Linked DNA regions of Homo sapiens: region 2 is linked to region 1. A link is an interaction called in ENCODE POLR2A ChIA-PET data of the cell type or tissue named here. Cell type or tissue: PC-9. All regions are shown on one strand. Links, peaks and the distances in the headings refer to the core of each region. The heading gives the core; the rest is flanking DNA.

Region 1 (4,386 bases), core at 297-4,296:
CTTTATATATATATTTTTTCTTTTTGAGACAGAGTCTTGCTCTGTCACCCAGGCTGGAGTGCAGTGGCACAATCTTGGCTCCCTGTAACCTTCGCCTACCAGACTCAAGGGATTCTCCATGCCTCAGCCTCCTGAGTAGCTGCGATTACAGGCATGCTACCACACCCAGCTAATTTTTTTTTTTTTTTTTTTTTTGAGATGGAGTCTCGCTCTGTCGCTGAGGCTGGAGTGCGGTGGCATGATCTTGGCTACTGCAAGCTGCGCCTCCCAGGTTCACGCCATTCTCCTGCCTCAACCTCCCGAGTAGCTGGGACTACAGGCGCCTACCACCACTCCCGGCTAATTTTTTGTATTTTTAGTAGAGACGGGGTTTCACTGTGTTAGCCAGGATGGTCTCGATCTCCTGACCTCGTGATCCACCCACCTTGGCCTCCCAAAGTGCTGGGATTACAGGCGTGAGCCACCGCACTCGGCCTAATTTTTATATGTTTAGTAGAGATGGGGTTTCACCATGTTGGCCAGGCTGGTCTTGAACTCCTGGCCTCAAGTGATCTCCTCCACCTTGGCCTTCCAAAGTGGAAACTGCCTTTTTGAGCATTCATTTTCCCACCTGCAAAACAGAGTCCCTCACACCTGACCTTCTATAAGAAAAGAGGAGTAGGCGGCAGGAACTGAGACTAAGGGCTCTGGGGCTGTTCTGACGGGAGCACAGTTGCCAGTGCTGCCCTTTAGTGTCCCTGTTCCTGTGGGCAAGTATCTTAACTTTTCTCTGTCTCAATTACTTCATAGGGAAAATGAAGATAATAGCACTTAATAGGATCATTACAAATTAAAGACTTAATACATGTAATGCTTAGAATAGGCCGGGCGCAGTGGCTCATGCCTGTAATCCCAGCACTTTGGGAGGCTGATGCAGGCGGATCACCTGAGGTCAGGAGTTCAAGACCAGCCTGGCCAACATGGCGAAACCCTTTCTCTACAAAAATATAAAAATTAGCTGGCATGATGGTGGGTGCCTGTAATCGCAGCCACTTGGGAGGCTGAGGCAGGAGAATCGCTTGAACCTAGGAGGTGGAGGTTGCAGTGAGCTGAGATCACGCCACTGCACTCCAGCCTGAGCAACAGAGTGAGACTCTGTCTCAAAAAAAAAAAAAAAAAAAAAAAGCATAGAACAGCCTGGCACATAGTACTGCTCAATGAATGTTGGCTATTATTTATTTTCCAAATGTTACAAAATAAATTTATATAAGTATGAAACTTAAATAGTACTTATTATGTGCCAGGAATTCTTTTAAGAAAATTACAACTATTGGCCAGGCGTGGTGGCTTATGCCTGTAATCCAGGCACTTTGGGAGGCCGAGGTGGGTGGATTACTGAGTTCAAGACCAGCCTGGCCAACATGGTGAAACCCTGTCTGTGCTAAAAATACAAAAATTAGCTGGCCGGGCTCGCTTGAACCCATGAGGCAGGGGTTGCAGTGAGCCACGACGGTGCGACCACACTCCAGCCTGGGTGACAGAGGGAAACTCTGTCTCAAAAAAAAAAAAAAAAGAACATTACAAGTATTAACTCATTAATCCTAAGTGATAGTTGCTATTCTTATTCCCGCTATTGAGATGAGGACACTGAGATCCAGAGAGGTTAAGTGACTTGCCCAGAGGCACACAGCCTGTTGTGGGATTTGAACCCTGGCTCAAGAGTCCATGCTGGCTGGGCATGGTAGTTCACACCTGTAATCCCAATACTTTTGGAGCCCAAAGCAGAAGGATCACTTGATGCCTGGAGTTTGAGACCAGCCTGGGCAACATAGCAAGACCCTCTCTCTAAAAAAAAAAAAATGTTTTTAATTAGCTGGGTGTGGTGGTGCGCACCTGTAGTCCCAGCTACTAGGGAGGGGAGGCTGAGTTGGGAGGATCACTTGAGCCCAGGAGTTCAAGGCTACAGTAAGCTATGGTCTCACTACTGCACTCCAGCCTGAGTGACAGAGAATCCCTGTCTCATTTGCCAAAAAAAAGAAAGAGTCTGTGCTCCTGACTACTTGTGATTATCATTAACTGCCCTCTCAGAAAGGTGAGAGTGAAATGAATGTCAGAGGCAGAACTCCTGACTCGCATCCAGTCACTTCCCAGCAAAGCCCTCACCCAGACCCAACAGTTTTCAAATTTACAAATTAGAGGCCCAGGTGAACCCAGAATTACCTCTGTGATCTTTTTCTTCACCATTAGGCGACCAAAAAAGACACTCAGTATGGTGTTAGGAAGACACATCTTTCTTCTCCACGAGTGCCCGTAATTCCACCATTAGACTGCCACTGTAAAACCAAAGTCTGCCCAGGGAGGGAACCTAACAGGTCCCCAGTTCCTCAGTGGGAACTGTCTGTCAGATTCCTGGCAGCTCTGGGATAGCCCATGTGTGGCAGAAAGTAAGGAGACTGAGGCTGCAGGCTTTCTGGGTTGGGTCTCTGTGGTCCTCCAAGCCTCTGTCCCCTCGAACTTGTCCCACATGACCCCACAGGCATCAACACGTGTCTCACTCATTTTCTTCAGAGCATCCACAAGAATCTAGAAGCAAAAATAGCCCGCTTCCACCAGCGGGAGGATGCCATCCTCTATCCCAGCTGTTATGACGCCAACGCCGGCCTCTTTGAGGTGTGTGGAAGCTGTCCTGCGGGTGAGGGTTGGTGGGGCCTGTTAGGCTGAGGAAGGCTTGGGTGTGGGCAGTCGGGAGAACCTAGCAGGATTCAGTGCCATGCCTAGAGGCTCCAGAGCCCGCTTCTGGAGGTCAAGGTTGGGCCAGGTAGGTGCTCCAGGAGGAATCCTGGGGCTTGCAGGGAGCCTGAGTTCCAGAGCCTTTGGGGGATAAGCTACATCAGCTGGAAGGCTGGGGGAGGCGGGGGCCTGGTACTCACCAAATATATTCTCACCTCCTCTTACTAGAGCAGGGCGCTGGTCCAGCCCGGCACTGAGACACGGGGGCCCCAGAGAGAAGCACAGAACACCTTGCCTCTCTACCCAGAGGAGCGCCCTGGCTGGCAGTACAGTTTTTTGATTTGCTGGAGTCCCGGTCAAGGGAGAAGCCCAGGGTGGTTAAATGATGGCTCTACGCTCACTGCCTCCCTCCAGGCCCTGCTGACCCCAGAGGACGCAGTCCTGTCGGACGAGCTGAACCATGCCTCCATCATCGACGGCATCCGGCTGTGCAAGGCCCACAAGTACCGCTATCGCCACCTGGACATGGCCGACCTAGAAGCCAAGCTGCAGGAGGCCCAGGTGGGGCGACGCCTGGGTCCACCCTCAGCCTCCGCCTGGGGAAGGAAGTGAGGCTTAGAGAGGCCAACTCCTCACTCACAGAGATAGCCTGAAAGTTTGAAACAGCAGAGATTTGTCCAAGATGTGAACCCAGATCCCTCACACCCAGAGCATTATTCTTTTTTTTTTTTCCCTGAGACAGAGTTTCACTCTGTCGCCAAGGCTGGAGTATAGTGGTGTGATCTCGGCTCACTGCAACCTCCACCTCCTGGGTTCAAGTGATTCTCCTGCCTCAGCCTCCCAAGTAGCTGGGATTACAGGCATCCGCCACCCCACCTGGCTAATTTTTGTATTTTTAGTAAAGACGGGGTTTCATCATGTTGTCCAGGCTGGTCTCGAACTCCTGACCTCAGTTGATTTCACCCACCTAGGCCTCCCAAAGTGCTGGGATTATAGACGTGAGCCACTGTGCCTGGCACCAGAGCATTATTCCATTGTGCCATGGTGCCTTGAGGTTTTTCCCTGTGTATGTGTGACAGTCTCACTCTGTTGCCCAGGCTGTATTGCAATGGTGCAGTCATAGCTCACTGCAGCCTCAATCTTCTGGACTCGAGCGATCCTCCCACCTCAGTCTCCTGAGTAGCTGGGACTACCGGTGCCCACCACACCCAGTTTTTTATTTATTTGTTTTTTAGATGGAATTTCACTCTTTTTGCCCAGGCTGGAGTGCAATGGCGTGATCTCAGCTCACTGAAACCTCTGCCTCCCAGGTTCAATTGATTCTCCTGCCTCAGCCTCTGGAGTAGCTGGGATTACAGGCACACACCACCGTGCTCAGCTAATTTTCTATTTTTAGTAGAGATGGGGTTTAGCCATGTTGGCCAGGCTGGTTTCGAACTCCTGACCTCAGGTGATCTACCTGTCTCAGCCTCCCAAAGTGTTGGGATTACAGGCATGAGCCACCGCACCCAGCCTGTTTGTTTGTTTTTGAGACAGGGTCTCACTATAATGCTCAGGCTAGTCTTGAACTCCTGGGCTCCCAAAGTTACAGGCATGAGCCACCATACCCAGCCAGTTTTTAAAATTTTTAGTAGAGACAGGGTCTCACTATGTTGCCCAGGTGGGTCTCGAACCCGT
Region 2 (4,386 bases), core at 302-4,301, 210 kb before region 1:
GGCTAATTTTTAAAATTTTTTTATGGAGACAGGGTCTTGCCATGTTGCCCAGGCTGGTGGAGGCTTCTTTATTTAGAACTTATAGAGTGCCAGCCAGGCGCGGTGGCTCACGCCTGTAATCCCAGCACTTTGGGAGGCCCAGGTGGGTGGATCACTAGGTCAGGAGATCGAGACCATCCTAGCTAACACGGTGAAACCCTGTCTCTACTAAAAATACAAAAAATTAGCCGGGCGTGGTGGCGGGCGCCTGTAGTCCCAGCTACTCGGGAGGCTGAGGCAGGAGAATGGCATGAACCCGGGAGGTGGAGCTTGCAGTGAGCCAAGATCACGCCACTGCACTCCAGCCTGGGCGACAGAGTGAGACTCCATCTCAGAAAAAAAAAAAAAAAGAATTTATAGAATGCCTACCGCGTGCTAGGTAATGTACGTGTAACTTCCTTTTTTTGTTTGTTTTTGTTTTGAGACAGAGCCTCCTCTGTCTCCCAGCCTGGGGTGCAGTGGCTCAATCTCAGCTCACTGCAACCTCCGCCTCCCGGGTTCAAGCGATTCTCCTGCCTCAGCCTGCCGAGTAGCTGGGATTACAGGCACGTGCCATCATGCCCGGCTAATTTTTGTATTTTTGTAGAGACAGGGTTTCACCATGTTGGCCAGGCTGGTCTTGAACTCCTGACCTCAGGTGATCTGCCCGCCTCAGCCTCCCAAAGTGCTGAGATTTCAGGCATGAGCCACCGTGCCCGGCCATGTACATGTTATTTCTAACCTCCCAGCAACCGAGGTTGGAGAGGTGAAGTGACTTACCCGAAGTCACACAGCTCTGCACTCTCCTGTCCTGCACTTCTTTCCCTCCAGCATTGCCATGCTCCCCAGTTCTAAAGATTTTATTTAGCAGGCTGGGCGAGGTGGCTCAAGCCTGTAATCCCATCACTTTGGGAGGCCAAGGCGGGCGGCTCACTCGAGGTCAGGAGTTTGAGACCAGCCTGGCCAACATGGTGAAGCCCCGTCTCAATGAAAAATACAAAAAACAGGGCTGGGCCTGGTGGCCCATGCCTGTAATCCCAGCACTTTCGGAGGCCGAGGTAGGTGGATCACCTGAGGTTGGGAGTTTGAGACCAGTCTGACCAACATGGAGAAACCCTTTCTCTACTAAAAGTACAAAAATTAGCTGGCGTGGTGGCGCATGCCTGTACTCCCAGCTACTCGGGAGGCTGAGGCAGAAGAATCACTTAATCCCGGGAGGCAGAGGTTGCAGTGAGCCGAGACTGTGCCACCGCACTCCAGCCTGGGTGACAGAGCAAGACTCCATCTCAAAAATAAATAAATAATTTTTAAAAATACAAAAAAATTAGCCGGGCGCGGTGGCTCGTGCCTGTAATCCCAGCTACTCGGGAGGCTGAGGCAGGAGAATTGCTTGAATGTGGGAGACGCAGGTTGCAGTGAGCCGAGATCTAGCCACTGCACTCCAGCCTGAGCCACAGAGTGAAACTCCATCTCAAAAAAAAAAAAAAGATTTTATTTAGCAAACACCATCTCCCCCAACCCACCTTTGGGGAGGAAATTCCTCCTCATTCTCCATTCACTGCCCCTTCTGTCTCACACTCATTCAGCCACCTGTCGGGTAATTGGTCCCTCGCCCTCCTCTGCAGCACTTTGAATAAACCCACACAGGACTTCGGACAGCCCCACCAGCCTACAGCTTCTTGGCTGATTGTCTTTGTGGCACCATCCAATCTGAAAGTATATTGTTCATTTACGGGCTGAGTAATTTACTTGAATGTAAATTCTACCAGGGCAGGGGCTTGCCTCTCTTATTCCCCCCAACTTCCTCCCCTGTCCTGCCACAGGACTTGGCACAAGGTGGGCGCTGAATCATTAATTGCTTTCTTGTGTAACCTCGACCTCAGAGTCATGCTGTAAACTCCAAGTGCTAGAGCACAAGAATGAAAAGTAGCAACTGTCCATCAGCCAACTAACACGGGGCAGTATTTGCATATTGTCTTCCCATTGATGAAATCCGCTGTCTCTAGTTTCCTTCTGGCCAGTGGGGTAAGGGCATAGTATCCGCCTCAGTGTCCACGCCCCTGTAATTTACATCTTCCTACCCAATGAAAAGGTGTCCGGGGGTGGGGAAAAGGGAGTTGCTCAGACTCTTCATTCCCCAGCCCCTTCTGTCCCCTAACTGGTTGGCACACAATTCAGTCACTGGCAAACATGACCCCATCCGGTACACCTGAGCACCTAGAGTAGGGAGAGGCTGATATTATGAAGAGCTGGGGCAGAGGAGGCTGGGGACTAGAGTCCCACTCTGCAGCAGAGATGGTCCACACCATGTAGTCAGACCTTGAGGTGAATCTACATAAGCTCTTCTCAGATCTAAGGTCCTTGGGGAGCTAGAGCAGGCAGGAACAGTTGGCTTGGGGAGCATGAGGTGGACTGAGCAGAGGTTAAGGTTCTCTAACTTTGGGCAGACATTCCTGGGCCGGCTAACTGCAGCCTTGACCTCCTGGGCTCAAGCGATCCTCCTGCCGTATCGAGTAGCTGGGACTATAGTTGCATACCACCACACTCAGCGCTGAGCTAATTCTTTTTTTTTTTTTTTCTGGTTGCCTAGACTGGTCTCAAACTCCTGAGCTCAAGTGATCCTCCTGCCTTGGCCTCCCAAAGTGTTTGGATTACAGTCGTGAGCCCCCTGTGCCTGTGCCCAGCCTCTCCAAGGGGCTTTTACATGGTGGTCACCCAGAGAAAACCAGCAGGGTAGAGCCTGCAGCACCTTGGAAATCAAGCAGAACTTGGCCCCAGCTCCCCATTTATGGCTTCAGGCAAGAGTTTCTGTAACCTCACTGGCCCTCTACTTTCCTCCTCTGTAATTTGAGAAGACTAATAACTATCTTAAAGTACTGGTATGATATAAATGAAAAAGCCATGGCACATAATGGATGAGTCAATAAATGGTAGCAAATTATCCTGATTTGGAATCAGATCAAAGGTAGTGAAATGAACTGTCACATGGGAGATTCCCACCTGCCCCCCAATCTTCCCAGGACATGGAAAAGCCCAATGAACAAATCCATTTCATTAGTGGCCACAGTCCCCTCACTCCCACCCTGAAATGGCCCAGATTTCCCTTGCAGCAGATTTTTTTTTTTTTTTTTTGAGATCTCACTCTGTTGCCCAGGTTGAAGTGCAGTGGCATAATCATGGCTCACTGTAGCCTCAACCTCCTGGACTTAATCCATCCTCCCACCTCAGCCTCCCTAGTAGCTGGGGCCACTGGCAGGCGCCATCATGCCTCGCTAATTTTTTTTTTTTGAGACAGAGTCTCACTGTGTTGTCCAGGCTGGAGTGCAGTGGCACAATCTCAGCTCACTGCAACCTCCGCCTCCCAGGTTTCAAGCAATTCTCCTGCCTCAGCCTCCCAGATAGCTGGGATTACAGGCATGCATTACCAAGCCCGGCTAATTTTTTGTATTTTTAGTAGAGATGGGGTTTCACCATATTGGCCAGGCTGGTCTCGAATTTCTGACCTCAGGTGATCTGCCCACCTCGGCCTCCCAAAGTGCTGGGATTACAGGAGTAAGCCACTGTGCCTGGCCATGCCTGGCTAATTTTTTAAATTTTTTGTAGAGACGGGGTCTTGCTGACCTTGTAGCAGGTCTTATTTTTGCTGTCCCATTGTTTCAGGCAATCTAGATTTTGGGGGAAAGGCTTAACTGCAAACAACCAATGAGATAATCTTCTGTAACACAGGCATTTATATATTTGTACTGAATTATATTTCTTTTCATCTTAAACATCATTTTCTTTTTTAATTTTATTTATAATAAATAAATATTTATTATAATTTTTTTTTTTTTTTTTTGGAGACGGAGTCTCGCTCTGTCACCCAGGCTGGAGTGCAGTGGTGTGATCTTGGCTCACTGCAACCTCCGCCTCCCGGGTTCAAGCGATTCTCCTGCCTCAGCCTCCTGAGTAGCTGGGATTACAGGCTTACACCACCACGCCCAGCTAATTAGTAGAAACGAGGTTTCACCATGTCGGTCAGGCTGGTCTTGAACTCCTGACCTCGTGATCCACCCACCTCGGCCTCCCAAAGTGCTGGGATTACAGGTGTGAGCCACTGCACCCAGCCAACATGATTCTTTTCAATTAAGATAATTTATTAAATTCACCGGGAAATAGAGCTAAATTTTAATACTTTGTGAGCCTTTTATTGTGTAAATTCACACATTTTGGCAATGATGTTGGTTACACCACTTGGCCCAGATCGGATTCAGAAAATAGAGCCCTTCTCCCTGTCCCCTGCACACATACATGAGGAGTTGAATACATCCATTCCGTAGGCTCTGTCATCTTTCTGATGTCTGCTCTCTCCCAGTCAGCAGCAGCATC

What was found. ChIA-PET counts read pairs that join two places held together with the same protein. Peaks named below come from ENCODE experiments on the same cell type or tissue, not always from the same donor. Only the 100,000 strongest peaks of a DNase experiment are listed, where the experiment ranks them.
Region 2: POLR2A ChIA-PET joins it to region 1 with 8 read pairs; 15 of 35 experiments call an interaction of 5 or more read pairs at or near these places.

What each region holds. Positions count from the first base shown.
Region 1 is chr22:37,810,340-37,814,725 of GRCh38, forward strand. GCAT (glycine C-acetyltransferase) reads left to right here. Exons shown (of 9, transcript NM_014291.4): 3 at 2,548-2,649; 4 at 3,124-3,270. Among named protein-coding and RNA genes, the nearest start is that of GCAT, 4.6 kb to the left of the region's middle. In PC-9, for the core only: no CTCF peak of the experiment used is centred there; no DNase peak of the experiment used is centred there.
Region 2 is chr22:37,599,746-37,604,131 of GRCh38, forward strand. No RefSeq gene overlaps it. Among named protein-coding and RNA genes, the nearest start is that of GGA1, 6.9 kb to the right of the region's middle. RefSeq lists a silencer at 1,817-2,111. In PC-9, for the core only: no CTCF peak of the experiment used is centred there; a DNase peak (open chromatin) is centred at 2,016; H3K4me3 peaks cover 397 bases; H3K27ac peaks cover 1,503 bases.